3 separate regions of the Homo sapiens genome follow, and all the other regions are linked to region 2. A link is a loop called in an ENCODE intact Hi-C map of the cell type or tissue named here. Cell type or tissue: PC-3. All regions are shown on one strand. Links, peaks and the distances in the headings refer to the core of each region. The heading gives the core; the rest is flanking DNA. Region 1 overlaps MED12L (mediator complex subunit 12L). Region 2 overlaps MED12L (mediator complex subunit 12L). Region 3 overlaps MED12L (mediator complex subunit 12L).

Region 1 (10,756 bases), core at 4,926-9,925, 130 kb before region 2:
CAGTGGAGATTCTAGAGAGAGACACTCCGTTATTTTACTCGTCTGAGTCCCCTATTCGACATTTTAAACTTCATTATAATCAGTACTTAATTTTTTCTTTCCTAAAATTACAAAGCACTTTGTGAAAGTCACAATATTAAGACCTCCACCAAGTGAAACATATTCAGGGCCCCCGCATTCTGATGTGATGAGACACATATATACAAATACACACTTTCTCTGGTCTGTTATAGGCATATGAATATATATATTTTTTGAGACGGAGTCTCGCACTGTCGCCCAGGCTGGAGTGCAGTGGCAGGATCTCTGCTCACTGCAAGCTCCGCCTCCCAGGTTCACGCCATTCTCCTACCTCAGCCTCCTGAGTAGCTGGGACCACAGGCACCCGCCACCACATCCGACTAATTTTTTGTATTTTTAGTAGAGACGGAGTTTCACCATGTTAGCCAGGATGGTCTTGATCTCCTGACCTCGTGATCTGCCCGCCTTAGCCTCCCAAAGTGCTGGGATTACAGGCATGAGCCACCGTGCCTGGCCTCAATATTCATTTTATAGCTGGCTTTCTATATAAATTATATCTTCAAAAATCAATAATTATAGCTTATGAGGTTTTTTTTTGCAAGTGGCATGACTTTACACAATGGTTTTCCATTACAGGACAAAAAATGAGGATGAGAATTTCCATCTTATATATCTGTTTATTCATTAATAGAAAACATCCATGCAAAAAAATTACACATAGTAAATGTGAATTTGTACTCATGCTTAGGAGTTGAAGATTTTCTTCTAATGACACGAGTTGATACTGAATACAGCTAATAAATTTAACTTGTGATCTTTAGTTCAAAAGTAAATGTTAATTCTCAAGTTTTTCAAATGTCATCAAAAATCACCTAAATTAAATTGAAATTTGTTTAGATTTAGAATTTTTAAATGCTGAGTTATGAAATGTGAGTTTTGTGCTTTGGAGAGGCTGAAGATGCCTCTGCATTAATCTTTATTAAGAATTCTGTCTTCCACTCTGGGAAACCTTCTATTTTCAAAAGTAAATTATCTCTCTCAAAAATATTAGTTTATAAAAAGAAACATCAATAGTTCTGTCTGTTATATGTCACAATCTCCAGTTGCATCAGATCTTGGGTGCAGGGGATATCACTCTAAGCCAGTTTTTCTCCAAGGGAAGACCCCCTACCAGTAGCATTAGCATTGTCTGGGAATTTGTTGAATCAGGAGCTCTGATTTTGTTTTAATAAGCAATCTGTTCTTAAAAGCCCTCCAGGTGATTTTGTTGCTAAAATTTGACACTTGTGTTCAAACTTAATTATTTATGTTAGCTGGGAAGTTTTTTAAAGAGTGGGTTTCTACATCCTTGGCGAGACCTATTGAAGCAGAATTTCAGGAAACCAAAGCCGGGGAATATGCATCTTAAACTCGACCCATGTAATTCTAATGCAGCTGATGAGGGATCTTCATTGAGAACCCAGTTAGAACAGTGGTTCTTTGCTGCACATGGAAACCTTTAATCCGGAAAATTCTAAGAATCCTGATGCCCAAGCCATGCTGCACACATATTAAGTCAAATTCTGGAGGTGAGACTCAGACATCATTATTATTTTAAACTCCACAAGTGTTTTAATGTTTAGCCAAGTTTAAGAACCAATACTTTTAGAAAGCATTAGGAAAGAATGCCAGTATAGCATGGTGGAAAGCGTAAGGCTTGAGAACCAGCCCTGTGACCTAAGGCAAGTTGCTAAATCTCTCTAAATACCAATTTTTCAGCTGTATAGTGAGGGAATTACTTCAAGATTAAACAACCAGTGCAAAGCACCTGGCAGTTTCCCTTCCTTTAGGTGTATTTGTATTGATTTTACTTTGGTTTATATGCCAGAGAACTTCCTTCCATACTTGGGGAAAAAAAAATTTTCTCTAATATTTTACTATAATACTTTCCATACTTACCTTTGCTGGAGAATAACAGTGACTTGATGACTGGGTGTGGTGGTTCACGCCTGTCATTCCAGCACTTTGGGAGACCAAGGCGGGAGGATCGCTGGAACCCAGAAGTTGGAGACCAGCCTTGGCAACACAGTGAGACCCTGTCTCTACAAAAAATAAAAAAATTAGGAGGGCATAGTGGTGTGTGTCTGTAGTCCCAGCTACTCAGAGGTTGAGGTTGGTGGATTGCTTGAACCTGGGAGGTTGAGACTGCAGTGAGCCGTGATCTCACCACTGCACTCTAGCCTGGGCTCCAGAGTGACACCCTGTCTCAAAAAAATATAAAGTAAATAGAAAATAGGAGAGAGAGAAATGACTTGAGGCTGTTTGACTTGGTTAGCACTTATGCTATGAAAACAGTTTTTACTTTCCTCTCGTTTTATCTACCTGCTTAGCCCATGTTGCCCAAAAATAAGAAAGACGTTTTCTCATATAGGTATCCCTGATAGCACTTTTAGCACCAGTTGAGTCTCCACTGGTCTAAAAAAGTAGATTTAGTTTTACCAGGAAAGATCTGCCATCTGGTGGTTAAATTTGGTAATGATAGGCTGTGCAGCCACTGTACATCTGGAGAAAAATGGTATTCCACACAGCTCAATCTAGTGCAAAAACTAGTCACTGTACAGCTGCCCATAGAGGGCAGATGCTGCAACAACCTTCTAAGGAACCTTGCGTTGGTATTCTAACAAAGTAAAATTTATTTTTTTCTAAAACAGTTTCATTTTTGTCACCCAGACTAGAGTGTAGTGGTGTGATCTCGGCTCACTGCAACCCCAGCCTCCTGGGTTCAAGCGATTCTCAAGCCTTAGCCTCCCGAGTAGCTGGGATCACAGGCATGTGCCATCATGCTCAGCTAATTTTTCGTATTTTTAGTAGAGATGGGGTTTTGCCATGTTGGCCAGGCTAGTCTCAAACTCCTGCCCTCAAGTGATCTGCCCACATTGGCCTCCCAAAATGCTGGGATTACAGGTGTGAGCCACTGTGCCCAGCCAAAGTAGAATTTTCTAACCAAATGATTCAGTAATTGTTTTGTTACTAATAACTGTTTAGAAAGTATCATCTGGCATCTTTTCTGAGCAACTGAGTTTACCTATATATATTACAAAATCACCATGTTTGTGGATCCAATTAGTTTACTTGGTATGTGAAATGGTCAAGGAAGTCATGGTGTCTAGAACTCCCATATTTCTAGCATGTGCCTCTTCATTAAGATTTTTTTTAAAAAATTACTATGTAACGGAGATTCATTTGAATTCCATCTGAGAAATACTTACTTGCACTAAATTATACCTGTTCAATTAGATAATTTCATCTTTCAGCAAATGGCTTAGAAGACAATAAGCTGGTAGTAATTTTATTTTTTTATTGCAACAATTTAAAGCTAATCACACATACAAAAACAGGTAACTATGAGGTGATGGACATGCTAGTTAATCGTGGTCATTTCTCTCTCTCTATATATATATATACCTCAAAATGTATGTGTATATATATATATCTCAAAATGTATATATATATATATCTCAAATATGTGTATATATATACACACACACCTCAAAATGTATATATATCTCTCTCAAAATGTCATGTTCTACACCTCAAAGATACACAATTTTCATTGGTCATGCTTCAATAAAGCTGGGGCAGAGGGAGGCAATCCTGAGTAAAACAGTTTCCCTCATTGCTAACAGCTGCACACTCAAATGAATCTCTTTTCTCCTTAGAGTGGGCAGCTGGATCCACGTCTACCCTAATGGATCCCTGTTTATTGGATCAGTAACAGAAAAAGACAGTGGTGTCTACTTGTGTGTGGCAAGAAACAAAATGGGGGATGATCTGATACTGATGCATGTTAGCCTAAGACTGAAACCTGCCAAAATTGACCACAAGCAGTATTTTAGAAAGCAAGTGCTCCATGGGAAAGATTTCCAAGTAGATTGCAAAGCTTCCGGCTCCCCAGTGCCAGAGATATCTTGGAGTTTGCCTGATGGAACCATGATCAACAATGCAATGCAAGCCGATGACAGTGGCCACAGGACTAGGAGATATACCCTTTTCAACAATGGAACTTTATACTTCAACAAAGTTGGGGTAGCGGAGGAAGGAGATTATACTTGCTATGCCCAGAACACCCTAGGGAAAGATGAAATGAAGGTCCACTTAACAGTTATAACAGCTGCTCCCCGGATAAGGCAGAGTAACAAAACCAACAAGAGAATCAAAGCTGGAGACACAGCTGTCCTTGACTGTGAGGTCACTGGGGATCCCAAACCAAAAATATTTTGGTTGCTGCCTTCCAATGACATGATTTCCTTCTCCATTGATAGGTACACATTTCATGCCAATGGGTCTTTGACCATCAACAAAGTGAAACTGCTCGATTCTGGAGAGTACGTATGTGTAGCCCGAAATCCCAGTGGGGATGACACCAAAATGTACAAACTGGATGTGGTCTCTAAACCTCCATTAATCAATGGTCTGTATACAAACAGAACTGTTATTAAAGCCACAGCTGTGAGACATTCCAAAAAACACTTTGACTGCAGAGCTGAAGGGACACCATCTCCTGAAGTCATGTGGATCATGCCAGACAATATTTTCCTCACAGCCCCATACTATGGAAGCAGAATCACAGTCCATAAAAATGGAACCTTGGAAATTAGGAATGTGAGGCTTTCAGATTCAGCCGACTTTATCTGTGTGGCCCGAAATGAAGGTGGAGAGAGCGTGTTGGTAGTACAGTTAGAAGTACTGGAAATGCTGAGAAGACCGACATTTAGAAATCCATTTAATGAAAAAATAGTTGCCCAGCTGGGAAAGTCCACAGCATTGAATTGCTCTGTTGATGGTAACCCACCACCTGAAATAATCTGGATTTTACCAAATGGCACACGATTTTCCAATGGACCACAAAGTTATCAGTATCTGATAGCAAGCAATGGTTCTTTTATCATTTCTAAAACAACTCGGGAGGATGCAGGAAAATATCGCTGTGCAGCTAGGAATAAAGTTGGCTATATTGAGAAATTAGTCATATTAGAAATTGGCCAGAAGCCAGTTATTCTTACCTATGCACCAGGGACAGTAAAAGGCATCAGTGGAGAATCTCTATCACTGCATTGTGTGTCTGATGGAATCCCTAAGCCAAATATCAAATGGACTATGCCAAGTGGTTATGTAGTAGACAGGCCTCAAATTAATGGGAAATACATATTGCATGACAATGGCACCTTAGTCATTAAAGAAGCAACAGCTTATGACAGAGGAAACTATATCTGTAAGGCTCAAAATAGTGTTGGTCATACACTGATTACTGTTCCAGTAATGATTGTAGCCTACCCTCCCCGAATTACAAATCGTCCACCCAGGAGTATTGTCACCAGGACAGGGGCAGCCTTTCAGCTCCACTGTGTGGCCTTGGGAGTTCCCAAGCCAGAAATCACATGGGAGATGCCTGACCACTCCCTTCTCTCAACGGCAAGTAAAGAGAGGACACATGGAAGTGAGCAGCTTCACTTACAAGGTACCCTAGTCATTCAGAATCCCCAAACCTCCGATTCTGGGATATACAAATGCACAGCAAAGAACCCACTTGGTAGTGATTATGCAGCAACGTATATTCAAGTAATCTGACATGAAATAATAAAGTCAACAACATCTGGGCAGAATTTATTTTTTGGAAGAAGTTTAATCAAAGGCAGCCATAGGCATGTAAATGAATTTGAATACATTTACAGTATTAAATTTACAATGAACATGCAAAATAAAAGGACTTGTAAATAAATGCATTATGAACTGATGATACTGATTTATTTAATGGATCTCAAAACAAACTTTTAACTTAAGGCACTTTTATTTTGCCAACAAATAACAATAAACAAACATTGAAACGGTTCACTATAAAATAACAAATGGCTAATGTACCTGAATTTTTCAGTAAAAAAATGAACTTCTAATACCAGTTGCCTAGTGTCCACCTCCTATCAATGTTACAAGCATGGCACTCAGAACAGAGACAATGGAAAATATTAAATCTGCAATCTTTATGATGTAAATTTACCATCCTGATGTATAAATATTTTGTGGTTTATAAATTTTTTTGCTAAAACCTACAGAAAATAAGCACTGAACTGTCTTATGATTCACCATTTGTTCACACTGAAAATTTTCATTGATGGGGAATACAAAAATGTTTTAATAACTGCATTTAAAAATAAATGCAGGCTCACTTTTCCACATGTAAAAAGCAATGTAATACCTGCACATCATAAAATGTGAAAAGGGGGTTATTTTTGTCCAAATACACCCATTAAAAAGGTTTTAAAAATACAATGAAACTTCTTTATAACTTTAAAATCTAGCTCAGGCACCCCTGGTTTGGAGCTGTTTATAAGGAAATTTTTCTGAGCAGGAATCGTTGCTCTATAAGCATTTCATTTCATTAATTCTTTATGGGATGGGAAAATGCTTGGGAGGGTCTAGGTCTATTATATATAATGAAGTTTCACTGTATTTAAAATCTGATCAATCCTACACAAAATGTGTTTTTGTAATTCACTGAATTTATATTACATGCTTAATTCAACCTGAATTAATTTGGGGAATATTAAATGATTGATCTTATCTAAATCTAGGGGTGGGGTTTTCCAGTGTAATTTCTCCAGCATCTATTCAAACATTCACCTAGTACTTACTTAAGAATTATAGGAGCTTTATAAATGGGAAAAAAATGCCATAGGTCTTAGATATCTCAGTGCACAAAACCGAGAATTACTAATAAGTTAGCCCCTGCCAATCATTTGAGACATGTGGAATAGCGCCCTTGGGTTTTCATCACACTGACTTTCAGTTAGCCCCATCTCAGCCTAAAATGTGACCTGGTTGCAACTTATGTCTGATGTTAGTACCCTGTGGCTGGAAGTGGTCAAAGCTACGCATTGATCTCCTCTACTTCCAGGCCAAGAAGGGTAAATGCAATGACTGACAAATGCAACCCTATTAAGAAAAAGCCTACAGTGTAAACAAGAGAGTCTATGGGCTTCTTATATCCAAGAACTGTGATTGATTGATAGGTATAGCTGACTCCATTTGATTTCAAGGTCTTGTCTTTAAGGGGAGCTGGGGTCTCGCTCCATCTTATTCTAAGGTAATTTCCTCTGGTAAGGTAAAGTACCAGGTTCTGCCACAGGGCTTTACCTTGTGACCATCTTAATGCAAAAGAATGCATTTGCAAGAAAAGAAAAAAAAAAAAAAAAAAAAGAAACCTCTCAAGATACAGAATTAACAGGGAGAAAATCTGAAGACTAAAGTAATTCTAGTTATTTTCTTTATAATGCGCAGGGGTAAAACAGCATTCCTCAACTTTCAATAGAATCGTGGAATTAATTAGAGTCGTAGCATAACTTCCTCACCTAAAAAAAGAAAAAAGATATGCCCCACAGCTTTCATGTGCAAAATGATTAATAATTTAACTCACCTCTGCAAAGTATAAAGTGCATACAAATGCTATGCAATTATAACACTCATTCTTAAAACAGTATTACTGTTGTTTGCAATGCTGAGCTACAAAATATATGGTTCAAACTGAACTGGCAAAGAAATTTGGAAAGAAATAATGATGGAACATGACTCACTCACTAGGCACAACATTCACATTTCGGTTGATTTGCCAATGCAGTCATTATATAGATATATTACTTTGAAGAAAACAACTTCATTAGCTTATCTAAGTATGTTTCTTGAGAGGAAAAAATCTGATATACAAAACCAGCAAAAATGTGTACAGATAGATGATACATCTTCTGAAAGCAGATAGACTATTAATTTAGTGAAAAGAATAGTTTTTAATGTTTTGGCAAAGTCTTTTCCAGCCCAGAGTAAACACAAAATGGGCAGGCTGGAGTGAAATATTTTCACAGTGTACAAAGCAGTTCACATGGATGTTGCCACAGCAAAGTAAGCTGACATGTATTTGAGGTCATTTGCATGAGTCAAACTTTGCAATGAGTAACTCACCCAGGAAGATATAAATTATTTATAGATAATGATTTGCAAAAGAAAATGTCTACTAAAGTTGTACTAGCTACATTTTAAAAAAAGTAGATTTACATGGTCTGCTCATTATAGACAAGTCTATTCACAGTATGCTTGACTATATTATATGTAAAATCATATGGCAAAAGAAAATGAAATAACAGAGAACATGGGAAAATATCCCCCACATATGTTTTAAAATGCCCTGCAATTTTCACATTCAAAATTTTATGCATCTAAATCTAAAAAAATATTATATAGAATACTCTTAAGTTACACAAACTGATAATTTACTGGTTTCTTTTTTACTCTAATAGGAGCAAATTACCACATACTTGAACAAAGTTAAAATAGTTACTATTTCTTTATAATAAATTTGATGTATAATTTACTTGTGCTTTTTGCACCAATTTATAAATACAGTATATGCAATACACAACCAAGACTGACACTGACAGTAATAATTAAATTCAAAAGAGCAAATACTTACCATACAAAATAAACAGCAAATACACCTTTTATGAAAACCAGAGCCTTCTGGACTTTGGGGCCAGATTCTCTGGAAACCATGTCAAGTGTGAGCACTGGAATCTCAAGCCAGCTACTGGATTTTTTTTTCCCCTTAAGGTGGCATAAGGTTCAGGAGAACCAAAACTGGCAATAAATAGTTGGACGATTCCACTGCAGTTCTTTCAGGCCTTTAGGATTTACATGTTGTACCTTCACAATGACTCTCATCAATGATCTTGCCTCAAAACAAATTTGAGTACAGCTACTTCTAACAGGTTTCCGCACATCTTAGGGCGGCTCTCAAAGAAACCTTGGTTTAGGTTCTTGGTTTAAGAAGTTTAAGTACGAAGCAACAATCTGTTTCAGCACCTTTTGACCACAACAAAAGCAAAGAAGAGTCCTACATAAATAAGAACAAAGTTTATAAAGTGCTTATGAGATTACAAACATTTCAAATTAGAGCGATGCAAATAAATGTCCGTTTCACCATCACAGGTGAATGCAGAATAAACAGGCCATGTTTCTGTCAAGATCTGACATGCCTTTCAAATCAGTAGTTTGGTCCAGCACAGTTTGGAAAATAAAATTAAAAAAAAAAAAACAACGTCATCATTAATGAATGAAATACATAAATACCTTAGATCCATCATAATCCATTCTTTCTAGAAATGTGAGATTCAAAAAAAGCACCAATTTCAAAAGGTCTGCTAGCACACTCTTCCGGGAGTAGGCCTGCCTGCATGATTCACATTTGTAAACCTACTTTAAAGGTGAATTCAACAAAATCAAACCACAACTTCTCCTTGGCTTTTTGTTTAAACACCTTTTTTTTTTTTTGTGAGATGTAGCATAAAATATAGTAAAATGTCAAAGAAATGAAAAAAAGGGACATTTTTAAGATGACTAATGCATTAAATTTGATTTTCTGTTTTTCAGTGCAAACATAAAACGTCATGTCTTCTCCTCTTGCAGATTCAGAAGTGTGAAGGATGCCCATACGGAGTCACTCCTTGCTGTGGCTGGTTGCCTAAGGAGAAAAATAAATTGAACCAAAATTACAGACACAAAACTATTGCACAGATGGATGCTACCCTCTTGTCACTGCTCTCAGTACCAGCTGCAGGTACAGGGAAACAGAATGGCCGGAGAGTACTATCCTTGCCCTGAAAAACCCTTGTGGTGGGATTCAAGTACCACCCTGCAGAGGGGACACCTTTATTCACAGTCCACACTTGCCAATGCAAGGCCGCAGGATTTAGGTTACTGGCCCATCCAGAGTGTCTCCCTCTGAACTAAACTACTTGGTATTAACTTTCAAAAGGAATACAGTAAAAGTTTCATAAAACATTGAAAGTTCTCAAAATGCTTATGAAAGTCAGCAATTCTACTTTAACACATAATTGGTAAGAAAAAATTAGATTGGAACTGGGCAATTTTCTGCAAATAGCCATAAGGTATGTACAACAGAACTGTGCAAGAGTATATGCAGGTGCAAGACTGTCCGTGTGTGATGACTCAAGCGTGTGCCTATGTAGACATGCATGCCTGCACATGCATACAGAAACAAGGAATGGTCAGTAGATACCAAAAAATGACATGGGCTTAGAAACAGCTACTGCTTGTTTAACTCTGGAGTATTCAAATCCGGAGGCCCCATTCACATGGGCCATGCTATCAAAGGAGCCCTCTGGAGTTGTGTGGTGAGCAGCTCAGTTTAGTCACCACCCTTCAACAATGGAGTGTGGCATAACTGCTTATCAGGCAGCTGAGTATATACTGTGGTTAGGAGGTGGGCTCTGGAAGGAATGCTTCTGAGCTCAAGCCTCAGCTCTATTAGCTGAAAAACCTTGGGCAAATTAGTCAATGTTCCCGTTCTTCAGTTGCTTCCTCATCTGTAATGTGGGAACAGTAATAATACATAATCTCACAGGGTGGGTTAAAAATAAAGTAAATCAATACATGGAAAGTCCTAGTGCCTGGGTCCTAGAGAGTCCTCCATAAATGATGGCTTTAACAAAAAGCTGAGCTCTGGTAGACAGGAACTAAGAGTAGATATCTTTCCCCAAACAGATGCCACTTTATAAAAATCATAGTTACCTATTTCTAAACACTAGAAGAAAAAATCTGCCTTAAGATTGTATTTTCTATAAGAATAAGGATTCTGGAATTAGTGAAACATAATGAGATTTTAATTACAAATGTGTTTTAATAGACCAGA
Region 2 (10,756 bases), core at 2,163-7,162:
GAAAAGAAATGTGAATAGCAGGAAAATGCATGTGGCAAATATTAAGATAATACAAATATACAGGTTACTATTTCTCCTAGTTGAGGAAGTTACTACATCTATAAATCAAGCCAGAGAAAAATATTTTAATTCAAATATTCCTATTAGTTTAAGAGACATTGTTTAAAACATGATTAATGCCAGAAGTTGATAAATTCACTGAAGTATGAATTACTTTGAAGAAACGTTGTGTGTGTGTGTGTGTGCGTGTGTGTGTGTGTGTGTGTGCGTGTATTTCATGAAATGAGTTATATGTGATCCCAGATCCTTTTACTACATATGGGTGAGGGTGGGTTATTTATTTGTATTCATGAGAAGAGAAAAATGAGAGTGAACGTTTGATGCTGATTAAGAAAGGTGAAATATCCACTCATATTAAAGACTTCACTTGAGAATTTTAAAATTGTCAGTGAAGACAAGTGATGAAATTGAAGTAAAAATGCTCTCTTAGGTAATTGTCTTACTCCATTAACTTAAACAGCATTAAGGTTTGGTTAAGCTGTGATTACAAGAATAAGGGTAGCTAACCTGACAACAGTTCTAATGGAAAGGTCTGGAGAATACTTGCACCATATCCCACAGCCCAGAAAACTATAATGATGACTGTATTAAAATATCAAGGTGACGCCACCACCACCACCATGAAGAATAATTATAACTCTTAAGTAGAATGCTTAAGCCACAGGATGCTATTCCAAAACAAGGAACAGCATCTACATGAACTTGTGAAAAGCATTCTGCATCTTTTAATAGCCTAGTAAACAGTAATCAAACAACTAAAGACTTTACCTGGAGTCTTGAATTCTAAGAATATCTTTAAGGGCCAGAAGTCACTTGAAATGTATTTAGTTTAGAACATATTCATTTAAAACCACTATGTTGGCTACTGGGACTGTGGCCCCTAAACTGACTAGCCTCTTACATAAATGATCCAGAAGTTACCTATATGGAATTTATACTTTGCTTAAACAGAAAATAAAAATACATGTTTCACCTCAGTAAGTTGTAAAATTTGAGTAAAATTCTTATTACTCACAACTACATAGTAATGTGATACAGATCTCCTGATCTGACTCACAATAGCCATAGTAATGTGAGTAGTAGGAATTTTACTCAAATTTTACAACTTACTGAGTTAAAAAGTGTATTTTTATTTTCTGTTTAAGAAAAGCATATTTCTTAAATATGCTTTTTAAGAAATATGTTTAAGCAAAGTATACTTGCCATGAATTACACCTTTACATTACTATAGCACTTACAATATAAAATTGACTTAACATATGTTTTCTTACCACATTCACACAGCACCCTTGGGAAGTACGTCAGGTATTTATTATTCTCCCTGTTTCATAGATGAGGAGGCTCAAGCTCTGTGAGGTACAATGCTTAACAGGGTCACAGACTGAGCCAAAAACTTAACAGCTGCCTACTGAATCCAGGTCTAGGATACTTTGCACTGGTCAGGGAATCTCAGTCTAGAACACTTTCTACCAGGGAAGCTACTTCTGACACTCCACTAGGCCAGCAAAGCAACACCACAGAGGCAGCCTGTTCTGGGGTCTTAAAAGCTAGAGCTCATTTCCTGGTTTTGCCTCTCACCATCTGTGTGGTATTGGGCAGGTTGTTGAATCCTGCTCAGTTCCCTCACTTGTCAAAAAGAATAGTCAGGTTTGAGGTTAAGGTTATAAAGAACCATTAGACACAAATCTTGTCTTCAGGGAGTTTACAATCCACTTTACATCAACCCCCCATCTGCTCTAAACACACACACACACACACACACACACACACACACACACACACACACACACACAGAGCAAGTTACCTGAGGTCACCTAAAAAAAATTTAACTCTAAATTGTTAACCAAAATAGGTCTATTTGTAAGCTACATGTACCAGCAAAACTATGAGAACAGAACATCAGTGTAGCACCTGAAAAACCTGAATGAAGGGCTGCTGTGCTTTGCATTCCAACACATTTAGGAGACTAACTCCATGCATGCATTAATGAAATGTGCTATGAATACAGTGACCTAATTCCATTACAATAAGAGGTAACTCATAACCAGTGAGGTAATCTGCCTCTTTCCCCAGGCCTTCAGCAGAGCTATAATCTTAGCATTGTTGAAAAACACACATAAATTTACAAATACACATACACATAAAGTCAGGCTTAAACTGAGAAAGATTCTTAGATTATAGGTGATTCCAAAATAGAAGAGATCCTGTATCTTTCAAATAAACTTTCTATCAGATGGCTTTTGTGAAGACTATCTCTTTACCACAAAAATGCAGGAACTACATCAATATCTCTATATAATCAATCAGTTCAGTATAGCTTTTCAGAACTAAAGTGGCAAAATAAACCTTCAGATCTCAAATTCTTACAATTTCAGATGTGAGCTTTTAGAGGGAAAACTGGAGAGTGGAGGACAGATAGCAAAGATATTGATATTATAACTCTGTCATTTGAGAACCACCACTACCAAACACTAAGTCAAAAATTAATCATGAGCAACTGCATTTAGGGAGCCAGCATTTAACTGGCACTGATATTTCAAGATCCTGACCAGAGGGCAATAACAAGAGAGATGAAGCCCAGGGAGAGTTAAAGCATTGCCATGGCAGGGCAGGGCACACCGGCCTGCTCTTCCTGCTGACAGAGTTTCCCCCGGCGTGGTACAAATGACTCCCCACCCATGCCAAGATCCAATCCAGTGAACTGCAACAGCAGGCTGGCTCTGTGTGGACCACAAGGCTGGGTGTCCAAAGTAGCTGTTCAGTAGTCCTGGATGTTGTCCTCCCATAGCCCTTCTGGGGAGAGAGCAAATGTTTGGGCATCCAACACAACTGGGGTCAAGTCCCTATTCCACTACTCAGAAGCTTTTCGTAACACCAGAAACCTCAGTTTTTCCCCACCGAAAGCAGTTTTATAACACAATCAGTAGGGTTTTCACTTAAAGGCCCCAGTAGAGGGGCAGGCACAGAGAAAAGCTCCACTGTGACTATTAACACATTCTCAGGTGTGAACTAATCAACATGACCTCCTGTCACTACTTTTTTCTGGGTTGCTAAGAGGTATAAGAAAAACCATTTGAAAAGAAATGGTTAAGTGATGGTCAGTAATACAAGAAAAATCAGGCGTTTGCAGGGAGGAGAGACACAGAAGAAGGGAAAGATACATTTATAATCAAAGTAGAACAATTGGGGATCTATAGAGGTTAAGTATAGCCACATAAGATTAAATGATAAGCGGAATAATCATTGCCAAATCAACTGACTGTAGGACCCGGCAGGTAATGCTCCTGAAAGAGGTGGCCCAGGGATGTCAACGCGTATGCTGTGAGCCAGAGAACTGGAGAGAGCTCACTTCCCCATCAGGAAGAGGCAACTAATAGTGCTGGATTGTTCATGCTGGATGCTAGCAAATCTTCTCATCTTTCAAAATGGGTTCCAAATCTGGATTCTTATGTGAAATTTCCTGATGTTTTCAACATTGTTCAGGCCAAATAAAACTAGACCTCTAGTTTGGAAGATTAGCAGTTCCTTCACAAGCTTGATGGAGAAAACAGACTCCTACCTCTGCCCAATACTGCCCCCCTCCCACTTCCTGTCCTCTAAAATAACCCCCCAGAATCATTCTTCACTTTTACTCCACAACAGTATAATAGAACTGCAATTTCAGTTTCTATTGTATTTGATATGAATCCCAGCTCTACCCATTACTCACAGTGTGAGTCAGGGCAACTTAATTAAACTGTCTGAATCTCGTATCTTCCTACCTGGCGGGGGTGGAAATATATCTAGGTCCTAGGGTAGCTCTGAAGATTGCTTAAGGTATCAACCACCAAGTTCGGGGTCCAAAAGCAAGGAGAAACTGAGAATGTGTTAATCCTTTTCCACCAACCTCATTTTACAACCAACAACAAAGAAACATGGTTAGTAAAATAGCCAAAGGAAAATACCAATGGGTGGCTGGAAAAAAAACAGGTCTCTAAGCAGCGATACCATCTAACCTCAGGAATGACTGTGAAACCTAGGCCTACCACAAACATCACATTCTTGTGTGGTTTCATCAGCTCTCAGCTGAAGGAACAGTAGGTGGCAGGGCAGGATTCCCGCCCGGGATCCAGGTCCTGGAACCAAGCCCTTTACTACCACTGAAGCAATCTTCCTTGCAACACCCTGCAAGTGCTGGGACATGCAGACAATGCAGAGCCACTGTAGTAAAAGCACACAGGGAGCGCTGAAGCTGAGGCACTGATCATTCAGAAAGACAGCAGGCAGGTAAGGCTCTGAGACAATTTAAAGGAAGGGCAAGCTATTGGAGCAAAAGTATCAGTCAAATGACTCCTGAGAGGGCAGCTGAGGCCACCAGCCACACAGCCATCTCAGCATAAACAAGGTGCAAGGATCCACCCCCCTCAACCCCCTTGTCCAGCCTATGAAGTGCTAAATAAATTCAACTGTGTACCTATGATATACAGCAGGAACTAAAACGACTTCAGCTCCACCCTGCGCAAGTACACAGGCTGCTTTGTAAACGTTCATCATTTTAACCTCGCAGTCAACCTATAATGGATGAGTCTTCATACCCATTTTATACAGGCAGAAATGGAGGGTTAGAAGCTAAAACCAACAGAGCTGGGGCTGTAATTCAGAGAATGAGAGAATCAAATCCTTGCTCTATACACTCCACCACGGTGCCACCATACTTGGCTAGAGGTCAAGGCAGGATTTTTTTTTTTTTTAATCCAAGCTGGAAAAAAAATTTTTTTTTGAGACAGTCTCACTCTGTCGCCCAGGCTGGAGTGCAATGGCATGACCTCGGCTCACTGCAAGGTCTCCCGGGTTCAAGCGATTCTCCTGCCTCAGCCTCCCGAATAGCTGGGACCACAGGTGCACGCTGCCATGCCCAGCTAATTTTTGTATTTTTAGTAGAGACAGGGTTTCACCATGTTGGCCACGCTGGTCTCGAACTCCTGACCTCAGGTGATCCACCAGCCTCGGCCACCCAGTGCTGGGATTACAGGCATGAGCCACCGTGCCTGGCCAGAACATTTTTAAATGCCAGACATTGAATGATATGCTTAAGAAAACCCTCCATTAATCCTTTATCTATCTCCACCTCCCACCTTCTCTGTCTCCTTTCTGTCACAGGCATGTTCTTTTTTTGAAAGAGTTTTCTGAGATTGCTGCCTCCACTTCCTCACCTTACAATCATTACTCAACCCTCTGTCATTAGGCTTCTCTCCCCAAAACACCCTGGGCCCCCCAGCACGTGGAGCACTGGCAAAGATGAACAATGACCTTTTTGTTGCTGAATCCCATCCAGTGGCACTTTGCTGTCCTATGTCACTTGACTTCCCCCACAGGATAAAACTAGTCACAATTCCTCATTTCCTAAACTCTCTTTTTGGTTCACATGACATTATTATTATTATTTGGTAATCCTCCCAACTCTCTGGCCTCTCCTTCAGGCACTCCCCTCACCCTAAGACTGCTCCATTAAAAAGTCTACATTAGCTCTCTGCTATTCTCACTCCACTGTGTGGTTTTGGGTTTTTTGTTTGTTTGTTTGTTTTGAGACGGAGTCTCACCCTGTCATCCAGGCTGCAGTGCAGTGGCGTGATCTCAGCTCACTGCAACTTCCGCCTCCTGGGTTCAAGCAATTCTCCTACCTCAGCCTCCCCAGTAGCTGGGATTACAGGTGCACGCAACATCATCTGGCTAATTGTTGTATTTTTAGTAGAGATGGGGTTTCACCATGTTGGCCAGGCTTGTCTCAAACTCCTGACCTCAGGTAATCTACCCACCATGGCCTCCCAAAGTGCTGGGATTACAGGCGTGAGCCACCATGCATGGCCGACTGTGCAGTTTCATCTTGAACAATCTCATTCATTCCCACAGCTTCTTCTATCACCTATTTTCTATTGGCCTTAGATAGACATCACCAGCCAGGAGTACTTCTCCAAGCTCCAGACCTTTCTCTTTAATCATCTAGTAGACACCTCCACATGCATACTACACAGGCATCATGAAATCAACCAATCCAAAACTAAACTCCACTCTTCCCAGTACGTGTTTGTCCTTTCATGGGTCCTACATCAGCGAAAGAGACTAAAATCTATAGTCAAATACCTGGGAGGCCTCCAACAATCTTCTAACCCTTTTCACCAGCATCATTCAGCCACAGATTCTTTAAGATGCCTCATATTTTGTCATATATCTCCATCTCTACATGCTGTCACCAGTTCCTCAGTAGACTATTATACCTTATCTTTGGCTACACTCAGCATTTCCATGTGCTCCTTTCTGATTGGACCTTGGGCAAACCTGCCACAACCTGGGCATCATAGTTGTCATGGAACCTCTGTAATCCTTGCTTCCCCTCAGTTCGGGTACACCTCTGTATCTTCACAGCATCCCAAACCTCTCATTCGATATTGAAATGGTCTATTTCTGGATTCTCAACTAGACTCTAAACTTGAGGACAGAAATGTACCTTTCTCTTCTTTATAAACTCCAGGGCCTGAAATATGAGCAGACTCTTAGTAAACGACCTTATGAAAGAGATCAGGTTATGGCTGGTACTGAAGAAGTAGCAGAGATTCCCAAGGTAGGGAGAGAGGGGAGAAAGGAGGCCATTCACAGGGCAGGAATGGGTATGAAGAAAAGTAGGGAATTAAACTCAGGCATATGGCTGACAGTCTGCAGTTTGGTTAAACCAGAGAGTTCCAATAAGAGTAACAAGATCTTGACTTTAATTTAGGCAAAGATTAATGGAAATAACAGAAGCAGAAACTGGCATTTATAAAGCACTTAATTTATAAATGTATATTCAATTTAGCCTCATGAAGGAGGGATGCTAGATACTATAAAGTAGGTATTATTGTTCCCATGATTCAAAAGATTATGGGGCAAGCAGATTTCCCAAAAGTCTATTGTGATCTCTTAGTTACCAGAATTTAGCATGTTCTGACTTTCACATTCCGTGATCTTTAACACTACAAGAATAACTCCTTATCTTTAGTTAGCAATTATAATTCAAGAATTGCCTTACCATACAGTAACACAGGATTAAGGAGCAAAACAATAATATCTTTAATGCCCTCCACTCCTGCCCCCAACCCCAGCAGACACTAATCGACTTTCTGCCTCTACAGATTTGCCTTTCCTGGACATTTCACCTAAACACATGTAGTCTTTAGGTATCTGGCTTCTTTCTCATGCAAAACGTTTTCACGGTTCATCTATACAATAGCTGTATTTCACTTATTTTTATTGAGTAATATTCCATCCTTTGCCTATACCACAGTTGACTCATCTACTCTCCAGTCAGCACTTGGCTTCTTTCTGCTTTTAACTATCATGAATAATGCTGTTATAAACAACTGCATACAAGTCATTGCATGGACATAAGTTTTCATTTCTTGTGGCTAGATACCTAGAGGTGGAACTACTGGGTCATATGATACATTTGATTTTAACTTTTTAAGAAACTGCCAAACTCTTTCCAGAGTGGCTGTACCGTAATTTTAAATTCTTATCATCAGTGTATAAGGGGTCCTGTTTTCACCACCCTCAGCAACACTTGTTACTGTCTGTCTTTTTCAGATACAGCCATTCTGGTAGATGCAAGATGGTATAGCACTGTGGTTCTCATTTGAATTTCCCTACTGACTGATGATGTTCAGTGTCTTTCCCTGTGCTCTTGGTGAAATGTCTAGACAAATCTTTTGACCTTTTTTAAATTGGGTTCTGTTCTCCTTATTAAGAAGCTGTAAAAGTTCTTTGCATAGTCTAAATAGAAATCCTTTATGAGAAATATAACATGCAAATATTTTCTCCCAGTCTTCTCTCTCTATGTCCTGCTTATTGGCCAACTGTCTGCTCTCTCTCTCTTACTGCAACTGTCAGTGAGGAAGGTTACAGGAAGCCATCTGAAGAGGACAACCATACAACTTGAGAACAGAGAAACATAAAACTAAAAATGTGTCTATCAGGCAATTTCCTTGAAATGTTTCCATGAGAAACTGGATTCAAGCTTTTTAGGCTTACTGAAATCCAAAGATCATTATTATAAAGTCTAGAAAATTAACTGCGTCAGTCATTCTCCCCAGTAAACTTTAATAAATAAAAAGAAAGTAGAGTTTTACCTCTTTGCCTTACATTAAAAAATAATGTGATGCTGGCACCCAAAAAGGAGGGATTCTGAGAGCCTTAATCATTGCCTATGCTGCATTAACCAAAAAAACACTTTCTGACTTCTGCTGTGTACCACATACCGGAGCTGTTCAAGGTGACGTATGGATAGACTGTCTAAACTCTCAAAAGAGTGGATTCTGGGTGGAGAGCATCACTGAAAAATTAAAAACCATTTTTTCCATCTACTACCAAATCAAGTACCTTAGCTACATGTGATATTTGCAAACAGAAGAGAAGGACACACACAGGAACATAAAAAGAAATAATAACTGCCTCTCCACTTACTGCAAACTCTTACACATACTCCTGCCTCCCACATGCCCTTTCCCTGCTATCTCAGCACATATGCAGGGACAAAAGTAACTGCTCACACCAGCCTCAAGTTTGCTTTGTGATTGGACAGAATGAGGTTACCTGGGGTCTCTTTAAGCAACATCAGTGATGGGACCTGAAAGTCTCACATGGTTTTATTTCATGAGAAAGAGTGTGACTTCCCCTAATGGTAAACTGTCCTATAAGCATATTTTACTTTAGCTGCACTTTCCAGAACAGTTCCCAGGAATTCTGCTTTCTATGGTCAATACGTGATAGAATCCAGAGAACAGGGAACAGACCCAGCTGCAGGGGAAGGGGTGGGGGAAATCATGTTTGATAATATCCAACATTGCACATACATATGGTCTCAGCTAACCTTTATTAAGATGTTGTGAAGAATGCAAAGCTCAGAAATGTTAAGGTATGTAGCCAAAGTCACCCACAAGACATAACTCCCAGCAGGGAATTATGAAAGAGGGCAACTCTGTGTGGCCCAGGTGTTCATCTCCAAAGAGCACATGCTTTCTGAATCGTGGAGGCAATTGCTTTAACTGAAAAGACCAAAATGTTGTATTTTAAAATTCCTTCCCAGATGATTTTTTCCTCATTTTTCATTTTCTCCCCAGAAATCAAACCAGGAATAACCTATGCTGAACCCACGCCTCAATCGTCCCCAAGTGTTTCCTGACACGCATCTTTGCTTACAGTGCATCACAACTGAAGAATGGGGTTCAACTTGACGCTTGCAAAATTACCAAGTAAGCCGTCGTAAGAGATACAAAGAAAATCTTACTTTATTGATGACTATTATTTCCACTGTTTGGGAATTTGGGGAGTTTAATGGTCAGAGAACCAACTAACAAAATAAACCAGCATTTAGCTTTGTGTTTCCTTATGTATAAAACAGCAAACATGCAGGACAGTATCGCTGAGATAAATTTAGCTTGCTATCATTTTGTTTTAAACTTTGTTTCATCTAGACATCATCTCTAAAATGACAAGTAGGATTAAATTAATAATATTTATGGAAGATTTTAAACACAAACTAAAATTACGTATTACTTTCCAGATTTAATAGTCTAAACCAAGGTTCATGAGGTTCCCCAAGAGGCCAGAGATAACATCTACCTAATCTACTGGGTAACTATTTGGAAAATGATCATACCTAAATACAAAAAATTAGCCAGGTGTGGTGGCGCACGTCTGTAGTCCCTGCTACTCAGGAGGCCGAGGCACTGGAATCGCTTGAACCCAGCAGACAGAGGTTGCAGTGAGCTGAGATCGCACCACTGTACTCCAGCCTGGGTGACAGAGCAAGACTCTGTATCAGAAAAAAAAGGAAGAAAGGAAGAGAGGGAGAGAGAGAGGAAATAGAAAAGAAAAGAAAAGAGAGGAGAGGAGGGGGAGGGGAGGGGAGGGGAGGGGAAAAGAAAAGAAAAGAAAAGAAAAGAAAAGAAAAGAAAAGAAAGAAGGAAGGAAGGAAAGAAAGAAGGAAAGAAAGAAAGACCGACCTAGGCAGCTGTGCCCTGGTAGTGACACCCTATAATTTGAATGACTTTTATTATTTCATTCCCACCTGGCAGGTAGAGCAGTGACATATGTTGAGACTTTCACATTTTGTGCCAAGTGTCACGTCCCAGTGAACAATGATGTAGCTTCACCAAAGGCAAAAGTGGCAGATTCTTCCCTACTCTGTCATTCATAATGTGACTCTATTAACAAGAGAAATGGTAATTAAGCTTTATGTTATAGAATGCATACCTACTAAGTACTAGATACTGTAGTCAAAATGTTTGCAAAGCATTTAACTCTCAGAAGATCCAGCAAGACAGCTATGTATTCCATTTTACAGTTATTAAGAGGCTAAACCAGCATTGTCAAATAGAACTTTCTGCATTGATGAAAATTCCCTGTATCTGCACTGGCCAATACAGTAGCCAGATGTGGTTACCGGGAAACTTGAACGTAGCTAGTATGACTGAGGAAATTAATTTTTTAAATTATGTTTAATTTAAATTTAAAAGTTTAAAGCCACATGTGGTTTGTGCTATATCTGGCTACAAAGCCCAAGCATTCCCCAACACACACACTCAGTCCTGTACACACACATGCACAAACCTATTCCCCCCGGCAAAGACAGCCAAAGTTCCCTTACGTCCCAAACAAATACCACCCTCACACATGGCACAAAATA
Region 3 (10,756 bases), core at 572-5,571, 120 kb before region 2:
CCCATGTGCCCACTCTCCGTGTGCTCACCAGGCTGCCTGTGTGGAGGGCATCAACAAGGCTGGCTCCTCTGCCCTCCGACTTCTAGGTGGGGAGGAGGTGCTCCCAGGAGACTGGAGCATAGGAGCACAGTGAGGCTGGGAGGGAGCAGAGTGAAGTTTTGTTTTTGCCAATTTTCCTCCATGAGTCTCTGCTGGCTGGCCACGCCCCACACCGGGAAGGTTGCAGCTCCTGTCAGGTAGCCTCCCTACCTCTCTCCCCTTCTTGTCCCGCTGGGATTAGGGGCAGTCAGTGAGTGGGCCATCACCTCCAGCTGGTTTTCCATACCTTTGTAATTTGTCTTTTGAAAAAGACTCTTCAATTACCCAACGCCAGTGCAACATCTATTTCCTCCTCAGAGCTTGTCAAGAATAGCCCAGGATTGTAAGTACAGTTGCTAGATTTAGCAAATAAAAACGCAGCACGTCCAGTTAAATGTGATTTTCAAATAAACAATAATGTTTTAGTTCCAAGCATGTCCCAAATATTGCACATGACAAATATTGCATTTAGTACAAGTATATCCCATGCAGTATTTGGGATATACACTAAAGTGTTATTCATTGTTTACCTGAAACTCAAATTTAACTGGGAGCCGTGTATTTTATGTGGCAATCCTGTCTTATCCTCTATTTAGAGGGCATTACCAAGCTGATACTTTCAAAACTGAATATTTGGCATGACAGCTGGTTCAACTTTCTCTCTCCCACTAGACAGTGAGTGACTGAAAGACAAGGGCTTGGCATACCTACTGATGTATCTGTAATATCCGGTACTGCCAGGCACACAGCAGGTGCTCAGTAGCAACTGATGGAATGACTAATTCTAAGAGCCTTCAATTCCCACAACTTTCCTAATAACAAGAAAGATCCACAAAACTAATGAACTATTCCCTCCACCAATGTTACTATTTTCCCCAATACAAATTAGAGAAGCAGCAGCTTGCCATTTTTTTCCATTGCCCAAATCAAGAGTGAAAAATAAAAATCAATCTTTCATTTATATGGAAATGTTAGTATTCTTTTCTATTCAATAGTTTTTATGCTTACTTGGGGAAACTATTGTACTATGTGCCAGGTACTGTTCCAGACATTCTATGTGTCTATTAGCATATTTAATCCTGACTTAGCTGTAACTGTCCTCAATCTCTTATCCAAAGTCCTAAGACAGATATGTGCTTTGGAATCTGAACATATGCAGTTTACTAAGAAACACTCCTAATATGCAGACCAGGCAAAATGTAGGACAGCACTCCATAATCAAGCATATTACATTTCTGTAGCAAGCACATGAATAATTATATCAGGTAGGATAAATGAAAAGAGCCTCATGTCTATTCAGGTCAGCTTTTGCCACCAATGAGTTCATGTCAAATTTTGCTGTTCACTTCTGACTGGTTAAGACTGCTGCCCCCAGAAAATGTCCCATATCTATGACATCTATCATCTTGCAGACTTATTTCACTGTGGTGAACACATTTAAAATCTACTTTAGCAATTCTGGAATATACATTATTAACTATAGTTACCTTGCTATGCAATAGATCAACAAAACTTATTCCTCCTGTCTAAATGAAACTTTGGACCCTTTGACCAACCACTACATTCCCCTCAAGCCTATCCATGATTGAAAATACCAGCTTCCAAATATCAACTTATTCAGAAATAATTACAGATTCTAAAAGGCTGGCTATAAAGATGTCTAAGCTGATTGAACAGCATATTGGGGTACATGGTGTACAAATAGTCAACATTTATTCACTCAACAAACACATAGCTGCCTTCTTTATGTTCATTTAAAGCCTGCTTCAAATAGAGTATTTCACAGAATAAAACACTGTAGTGGTTGCCTCAGATACTATATTTTGCAGAGCCTAAGCAGTAACTAGGTATACCCTAGGAAGCTTGTGTACACATGTATGCGTGTGTGTGTTGGGGAGTTCAGGGTGGTGTGAGGGTGGCTTAAGAGGTAGTACATAGTCAGAGGGCCTCAAATTGTGATCCAGGGATTCCTGGGAGAGGTCCCCAAGACTCTGTCAGGTTATCTGCAAGGTCAAAACCATTTTCAAAATAAATACTAAGACATTATCTGCTTTTTTCACTTATTTTCTCATGCACGTACATTACAGCTTTCCAGAGCCTACATAACATGTGCTATTACAACAAATCAAATGTTCTCTATTAAACCAGACACTGAAGAAATTTTCAAAAATGTAAACCAGGCCAGGCACAGTGAGTCACACCTGTAATCCCAGCACTCCTGAGAGGCCAAGGCGAGCAGACAGCTTGAGCCTGGGAGTTCAAGACCAGCCTGGGCAACATGGCAAATCGCCATCTCTACAAAAAATTACTAAAATTAGCCAGGCATGGTGGTGCATGCCTGTAGTTCAGCTATTTAGGAGGCTGATGTGGGAGGATCACTTGAGCCCATGAGGTCAAGGCTGCAGTGAGCCGTGATCGTACCACTGCATTCCAGTCAGGGTAACAAAGTAAGACCCTGTCTCAAAAAAAAAAAAAAAGTAAAACCATGTCATTCTCATATAACTTTATTTTGAAATATATGCCTATTTTTCATAAAAGCATGTTACTTCCAGGAACATAAGTTTATCTTTAGGTACTAAACATAACAATATTTAGTATTAACGAATATTTGATTTCTAACATGGTAAATATTGATACACAAAAGCTCTTTGGGTCTGCAATAATCTGTGAACATGAAAAGATTCTGAGGCCAAGAAATTTGACCAACTTCCTTAAACTGACCAGAAGTACATGATCTATATCTACAATCTTCTTACAGTGTTTTACCACATCTGCTTCCTCTCAAGGCCTCTGGCTACTAATTTTAACTTGCTTTCACCTGTACATGCACAGGCAATAGGCCCCAGATGCAATTTCTCTGGGCTCTGGAGCACCTACCACTAGGGGATGAGGGCTGCCTCCAACACCCTACAGAAGCCTCACTACTGAGCATTTCAATTCAAACTGAACCCCTCCTGTGAAGAACTGAACCCTGTATGTGGCTGAGGCAGCACAAAATCACTGGGGGAAATTTAAAGGATTATCCTCCCGGGACTCCTCTCTAGACTTCCTGAATTAGAATTTCTGTAGCTAATGTGCTAGAAATCTGAATTTTTAAAATGGCTCCCCCAAGTGGTTCATTCAGGTGCCTGGTGAGATTTTGGAATCATCACTGTGGTGGGAGTTGAATTTTTAATTTACCAAAACAGGTCAATAAATAGGTTCAGTAAGGTTTACTAGAGGTCCCCCAAATCATAATCTATGTATGTTTTGCCTTCCCTATTCAAATGTGATAAATGAAGTGGGAAAGATTTTTTGGCCCATATCCATACAGAAGATGATCTCTCCCCTCTGTGCCTTTGCAGATGTTCATCCCTTCTCCTGGAATACACTTCCTCCCCACTTCGTTCCACTCTACCCTTCCCATAAATCTACTCATCCTTCAAAGATCAGCTGAAGTTATCATCCATTCCCTCACGCATTTAAAGAGTGAATCACTGCTTTTGTATCCTTAGTACTGTGTAAATGCCTCTATTAGCAAACATATGGTTTAACATGATAATTGCTTCTCTCTCTAGGATTCTGGATTTTTACTTCTCAGAGGCAGAAGCCATGCCATGCTCCTGCTGTAACCACAAGACCGAATACCCAGCTTACTACTGTCAGGTATAACTAATCAACATGGTATAACCACTTCTCCAGGAAATACCATTGTTTGCTGAATTAAACACAGACACACACACACACACACAAACAAAAACAAAAATGTATTTACTGTAGTTCCCAGCTACTTGGAAGGCTGAGGTGGAAAGATCACTTGAGCCTAAGAGTCTGAGACTGCAGTGAGCCATGATCACATTGCTGCACCCCAGCCTGGCTGACAAGATTGAGCCTCTGTCTCTAAAATAAATTAAAATTAAAATTCTGATAATGTATTTTGATGTATTTTGACTGATCTCTAAATTCCTATTTTATTCAATAACATTTACTTCTTCTGCTCAATCACAGCATAGGCAAAAATGTGCTGCTAATTAGTAATTTCTATTTAAATAAACATCATTTAAATATTTTTTGTCTCAAAACTTGAGCTTGCCCCGTCAGCGAAAGCATATGCTGACAAAATCAGCTGCAGGACTGATTCAGTAATGGACCTACCGATGCTCAGATGGTCTGGACACCTTGCCTCCTGAATTGTGTTTTCCCTTTCTTATGGATAATGTGTGATTTTAACAAAGGTTTTTTTCATTGCTTTGACATCCAACAAATGAGTCATTCAACAAATATTTATCAAAATCCAGGCAATCTTCTGGGTTCCAAGGGCACCAGAGTAAAATACATCCCTTCCCTCATGACAGTTAAGAGGTTTTTGCTGTGACCACTTCATTTGTTACCAAAAGAACAAAGCAGCAAAGCAACATTTATTTTAAAACTGCACTACCAACTGACAGAGTCCACAGATTGCTCCGACGAATGAAGCATGGTCGTCCGTCCCTACAAGCGGCAGCGGAAGGAACAACAACGTATAGGGTTGTGCATGCACTCAGCCACATCTCCACTCTCACAGGGCGGCACACTCTCAGTCCACACTCTCAGACAGAGCTAGCAGCTGATGTGTTTCAGAATTTTTTGTGTGTTTATTTTCAAGGTAACTAGTAACTTGCATAGAGTTTTTTTGTTTTGTTTTGTTTTGTTTTTTTTGAGACAGAGTTTTGCTCAGTCGTCCAGGCTACAGTGCAGTGGCGCAATCTCGGCTCACTGCAAGCTCCGCCTCCCGGGGGTTCACGCCATTCTCCTGCCTCAGCCTCCCGGGTAGCTGGGACTACCAGCGCCCACCACCACACCCAGCTAATTTTTTGTATTTTTAATACAGACAGGTTTCACCGTGTTAGCCAGGATGGTCTCAATCTCCTGACCTCGTGATCCACCCGCCTCAGCCTCCCAAAGTGCTGGGATTACAGGCGTGAGCCATTGCATCCGGCAGAGTCATCTAATCTGTACACAGTTTAGTAAGAAAAAAGTACTATATCAAATATATTGGCTATCCAGTTACCAGAAATCTCCTGATATTTCTTCCCCAACCTCTTTCTATAAATATTACTTCTTCTTTTCCTTCCAAAAGAAAAAAAAAATTTCCAAATTCATGCAAAGGAAGGCAACGTAGCTCAATGTTCTCTGGACCTAATTTCTTCCACTTCAAAAGGAGAATCATATTATCTGTGCCTGCTACTTCCCAATTCCAGAGGCAGACTGAAAAAATATCTCAATTTCTCTGAATGGAACAAATGAATTTCTTGAGGAAGAGTCAAGGACAATTTCACAAGTGATCACTGACTAAAATTTAATGTAATTAAGTAACTACTGCTACCATTATGCATATTTTTAAAAGGCAAATATTCAATATAATATGAAACGGACACAAGGATCAGTCGATGTAAAAAGCCAACTATTTAAAGCTTTCTGTTAGCATATTTTTTTAAGTCACCAAACTAAGACAACCTGAGTTTAAGATGAAAGGAAATGATGCAGCGGGATGGTGTTAACATTATTTTCTTAACACTGGAAGTAGTTTTAAAGAATAGATCATGGTCTGTCAACATATTTAGTTAAGAATTAACTTAATCACAACAAGAAGCATTAAAATTATTTAATGATTTAATAAGCATTAAAAATATTTTTCTAGTCAAGAACTATAATTTAGGCCAAAATCAGACATGCCAAATATATTTTCCCAGCAAGGGTACCCATGTCTTTATTTCCAGATGTTTTTCCTTCACAGAATACAAGCAACTGAAGTAAGTAGATGGCAACACAGGCATTGATATTAAGTCCAGACCAGATTTAATTTGTAAACATAGGCTTTTCTTAGTCTTTCTTGCTCTTTTCACAGAAAAACTCTGTTTTCTGGTGACACGTTTTAAAGAAGCACTAATTTCTGCCCTGAGTCACTTTTTACAAGTTGTTAACTTTTTATAAGTTTTTAAAGTGATTTTTTACAGCCAAAACCAAGGGATGATCATTGTCCCACACATCCCAGCTGATGACGTCAACGAGCAAAGAGATGAACAAAATAGTCAAAAAGCAATGAATCCATTCTGCACATGTACCCCAGAACTTAAAGTATAAAAAAAAAAAATAGCTGGGCATGGTGGCAGGCACCTGTAATCCCAGCTACTCGGGATGCTGAGGCAGGAGAATCGCTTGAACCAGGGAGGTGGAGGTTGCAGTGAGCTGAGATCATACCATTGGACTCCAGCCTGGGTGACAGAGCAAGACTCCGTTTCAAAATATATATATATATATATTTTTATGATCTCCTAGAATGCATTAAAATAGAAGGGACTTGTGCAAAAGCTAAAAAAAAAAAACCTAGTTCTGTTCCTCTTACAACAGCAACAAAAGAACAAAAAAATATATTTTCATTAATTCTAAATAAAACTTGAATTCTAACTCTAAAAAAAATTAACATTCAATTTCTTCTTTTCAAAAAAAAAAAAAAAAAGCAATGAATCAAATCCTACTGCCTTCAACATCTGCCACATTCAGCCTCCTCTGTCAAGGCTTCCCAAACTTCTCTCACCTTCTGACCTGTTATTATTTCGGTTGAATTATGTTCCCTAAAAAAGACATGCTGGAGTCGTAACACCCAGTACCTCAGAATGTGACCTTATTTAGAAACAGGGTCTTTACAGTGGTAATCAAGTTGAAATTAGATAATTAGGATGGGACCTAAACCAATATGACTGGTGTCCTTATAAAAAGTGAAAACGCATAAGGACTGGTATCCTTATAAAAAAGTAGACACGTATATGCACAGGGAGAATGCCTGCGAAGGTGGAGGCAAAGCTCAGGGTGCTGCTTCCACGGGCCGAGCGATGCCAAAGAGTCCCAGCGAGCCACCAGAAGCTGGAGGAGAGGCATGGAACAGATTCTCTCTCACAGCCCTCAGAGGGAACCAACAACCCTGCTGACACCTTAATCTTGGATTTCTGGCCTCCAAAACAGACAGTACATTTCTGTTGTTGAAGACATCTAGTTTGCGTACTTTGTTAGGGAGTTCTAGCAAACTAATACAATGCCTCCAGCTCTTCTGTCAAAAATTCAGCAACCGTAAACTACTTTCCACAGGCAGTGCTGCCATTGAGCCACTTCCTATGATTCTAAGTCCTCTAGTGGCAGGAAGTGATGTTTCACTGGCACGCTCTATAACATCTGGCAGGGTGCTGGTCTCCACCACACACACGACTGCAATCACTTCTGCACTACCCTAAGAAAAAAGCATTTATTGAATTCAACTGTGAATGTCACCAGATAGCAGCAGGACAAGTCAGGGGATGGGGGGCAATGTGTTACCATTACCACTTTGATACAGCATGAATCAGAACCCCAAAACAGGAAGAGTTCACTTATCTTCAACAGCTACCTTACCACCCTCTTCTCTAGCAAAGAAAAAAACAAAGAATGAAGAGCTTTGGCTAGTACCAAGAACTGAATCTGCTGGAGATGTTTATAAAATATAAATAAATATATTTATAATACATACAATGCATCTTAGTGGAACTATTAAGAAAAAGAAAAATACCGAAAGATAAAAGGATATATAAAAATTTTCTTGCCAGGCATGGTGGCTCATGCCTATAATCCCAGCACTTTGGGAGGTCCAGGCAGGTGGATCACTTGAGGTCAGGAGTTCGAGACACCTGGCCAACATGGTGAAACCCCATCTCTACTAAAAATACAAAAATTAGCCTAGTGTGATGGTGCGTGCCTGTAATCCCAGCTTCTTGGGAGGCTGAGGCACAAGAACTGCTGGAACTCGGGAGGTGCAGGTTGCAGTGAGCCAAGATTGCGCCACTGCACTCCAGCCTGGGTGAGAGAGCAACACTGTCTCCAAACACAAAGAAACAAAACAAAAAAAAAAAACACAGTAAAGCACAGGAAGAAGCATGATTGGAAAACTAGTGACAAAGAAATTTGGGGAAGAGGTATGTGGCTGGACCTCTCTGAGTGGTTGAAAACTGTGAAGATATTTGTATTCCATGTGAGTGCTCGCCAATGGGTGACCTCAGCAGAGGAAGATTTTAATAATCAAGTGGATAGGATCACCCATTCTGTGGACACCACTCAGCCTCTTTCCCCAGCCACCACTGTCATTCCTCAATGGGCCCATGAACAAAGTGGCCATGGTGGCAGGGATGGAGGTTACGCACAGGCTCAGCAACGTGGACTTCCACTCATAAAGGATGACCTGGCTACGGCCACCACTGAGTGCCCAATTTGCCAACAGCAGAGACCAACACTGAGCCCACGATATGCCACCATTCCTCAGGGTGATCAGCCAGCTACATGGTGGCAGGTTGATTATATTGGACTTCTTCCACCATGGAAATGGCAGAGGTTTGTCCTCACTGGAAGACACTTACTCCGGATGTGGGTTTGCCTATCCTGAACACAACGCCTCTGCCAAGACTACCATCCGTGGACTCACAGAATGCCTTATCCACCATCATGGTATCCCACACAGCACTGCCTCTGACCAAGGCACTGACTTTACAGCTAAAGAAGTGCAGCGGTGGGCTCATGCTCATGGAATTCACTGGTCTTACCATGTTCCCCATCATCCTGAAGCAGCTGGATTGACAGAATGGTGAAATGGCCTTTTGAAGTTACAATTACAATGCCAATTAGGTGACAATACTTTGCAGGGCTGCGGCAAAGTTCTCCAGAAGGCCGTGTATGCTCTTAATCAGTATCCAATATATAGTACTGTTTCTCCCATAGCCAGGATTCACAAGTCCAGGAATCAAGGGGTAGAAGTGGAAGTGGCACCACTCACCATCACTCCTAGTGATCCACTAGCAAAATTTTTGCTTCCTGTTCCCACAACATTACGTTCTGCTGGCCTAGAGGTCTTAGTTCCAGAGGGAGGAACACTGCCACTAGGAATACAATGATTCTATTAAACTGGAAATTAAGATTGCCACCTGGACACTTTGGGCTCCTCCTACCTTTAAGCCAACAGGCTAAGAAGGGAGTTACAGTGTTGGCTGGGGTGACTGACCCGGACTATCAAGATGAAATCAGTCTACTATTCCACAATAGAGGTAAGGAAGAGTATTCATGGAATACACGAGATCCATTAGGGCGTCTCTTAGTGTTACTATGCCCTGTGATTAAGGTCAATGGGAAACTACAACAGCCCAAACCAGACAGGACTACAAATGATCCAGACCCCTCAGGAATGCTTTGGGTCACTCAACCAGGAAGAAAAACACGACCTGCTGAGGTGCGTGCTGAAGGTGAAGGGAATACAGAATGGGTAGCAGAAGAAGGTAGTCATCAATACCAGCTATGACCACGTGACAGTGGCAGAAAAGCGGACTGTAACTGTCATGAGTACTTCCTCCTTTTGTTAAAAACATGTTTGTGCAGGTATACACTTGTACTAATATCTTAATTTTATTTCCTTTTCCTTTATCATGTGACATAGGATTTACTGACTTCATATCAGGATTTAAGCATTGTTAACTTTATGTAATAGTATTTGGGTTGGGGATTGGTGCGTTTCCGGTTGCAGGAAGGATAGTTGTATTATGTTAGCTGTAATTACGACCTTACTATTGTCTTTATTTGAAGATTATGTCTGATCTCAGGAGGTGTGTATGGGCTCAAGTAGACAAGGGGTGGACTTGTGATGGTTAATACTGAGTGTCAACTTGATTAGATTGAAAGATGCAAAGTATTGATCCTCGGTGTGTCTGTGAGGGTGTTGCCAAAGGAGATTAACATTTGAGTCAGTGCGATGGGGAAGGCAGACGCACCCTTAATCTGGTGGGCACCATCTAATCAGCTGCCAGCGAATATAAAGCAGGCAGAAAAACATGAACAGGAGAGACTGGCCTAGCCTCCCAGCCTACATCTTTCTCCCGTGTTGGATGCTTCCTGCCCTCAAACACCGGACTCCCAAGTTCTTCAGTTTTGGAACTTGGACTGGCTCTCCTTGCTCCTCAGCCAGCAGACAGCCTATTGTGGGACCTTGTGGTCATGTGAGTTAATACTTAATAAACTCCCCTTTATATATACATATCTATTCCATTAGTTCTGTCCCTCTAGAGAACCCTAACTAATACAAATACCAACTGCTAAATGCAGAAACATAAGAGTAAGAAAAATCACCATTTTGTACCCATTACAAAGTAAGAACTAGTGTTTGGTAGTACAATAGGGCAACAGTGGTTTACAATAATTTACTATATGTCTCAAAATCACTAAAAGAGTAGAAGTGGAATACAAAGAAACACAAACAACACGAAATAACACAAAGAAATTAGAAATGCTTGAAGCGATTTTGGGTACCCCAATTACCCTTATTTGATCATTACACATTGAAAGCTTGTATCGAAATCTCACGTATCTGTACATAAATATGTACAAATATTATGTATCCATAATTAAAAGAATTAAAAATTAAAAAAAAATAATTTTTCCACATCCATAGTAAGAATGAATTTAGGCAAGAATAATTTAATAGATGCTAACAGTAGTGTGTGAAGATTTGATGAGTAATGACAGATTTATCAAACTATTCTCATAAATTATTAATTGCAAAGGGAAAATAATAAGTTCACAGTGGGGAGATCTATCAGACACAAGACACACAAAAGGATTAAAGTAATATCACCAACAATGTATATCCTAATGC

Evidence for each region. Hi-C counts contacts between places; a loop is a spot of excess contacts. Peaks named below come from ENCODE experiments on the same cell type or tissue, not always from the same donor. Only the 100,000 strongest peaks of a DNase experiment are listed, where the experiment ranks them.
Region 1: a loop joins it to region 2, with 5 times the contacts of the local background. A loop is called at or near these places in 8 of 110 quality-filtered maps.
Region 3: a loop joins it to region 2, with 4 times the contacts of the local background. A loop is called at or near these places in 8 of 110 quality-filtered maps.

Annotation. Positions count from the first base shown.
Region 1 is chr3:151,431,561-151,442,316 of GRCh38, reverse strand. MED12L (mediator complex subunit 12L) reads right to left here. Exons shown (of 45, transcript NM_001393769.1): 45 at 5,664-9,565. The coding sequence ends at 9,513. It overlaps IGSF10 (immunoglobulin superfamily member 10), which reads left to right. Exons shown (of 8, transcript NM_178822.5): 8 at 3,720-6,114. The coding sequence ends at 5,628. Among named protein-coding and RNA genes, the nearest start is that of IGSF10, 24 kb to the left of the region's middle. In PC-3, for the core only: no CTCF peak of the experiment used is centred there; DNase peaks (open chromatin) are centred at 7,946 and 9,386; H3K4me3 peaks cover 1,010 bases; H3K27ac peaks cover 4,669 bases.
Region 2 is chr3:151,298,631-151,309,386 of GRCh38, reverse strand. The region is part of intron 16 of MED12L (mediator complex subunit 12L); the gene reads right to left. It overlaps GPR87 (G protein-coupled receptor 87), which reads left to right. Exons shown (of 3, transcript NM_023915.4): 2 at 9,189-9,320. The coding sequence starts at 9,287. Among named protein-coding and RNA genes, the nearest start is that of GPR87, 13 kb to the left of the region's middle. In PC-3, for the core only: a CTCF peak has its summit at 4,117 (motif pointing right); DNase peaks (open chromatin) are centred at 3,736, 4,146 and 5,346; H3K4me3 peaks cover 2,048 bases; H3K27ac peaks cover 5,000 bases.
Region 3 is chr3:151,418,620-151,429,375 of GRCh38, reverse strand. The region is part of intron 43 of MED12L (mediator complex subunit 12L); the gene reads right to left. Among named protein-coding and RNA genes, the nearest start is that of IGSF10, 37 kb to the left of the region's middle. RefSeq lists a silencer at 181-475. In PC-3, for the core only: CTCF peaks have their summits at 2,982 and 3,182 (motif pointing left); no DNase peak of the experiment used is centred there; H3K27ac peaks cover 408 bases.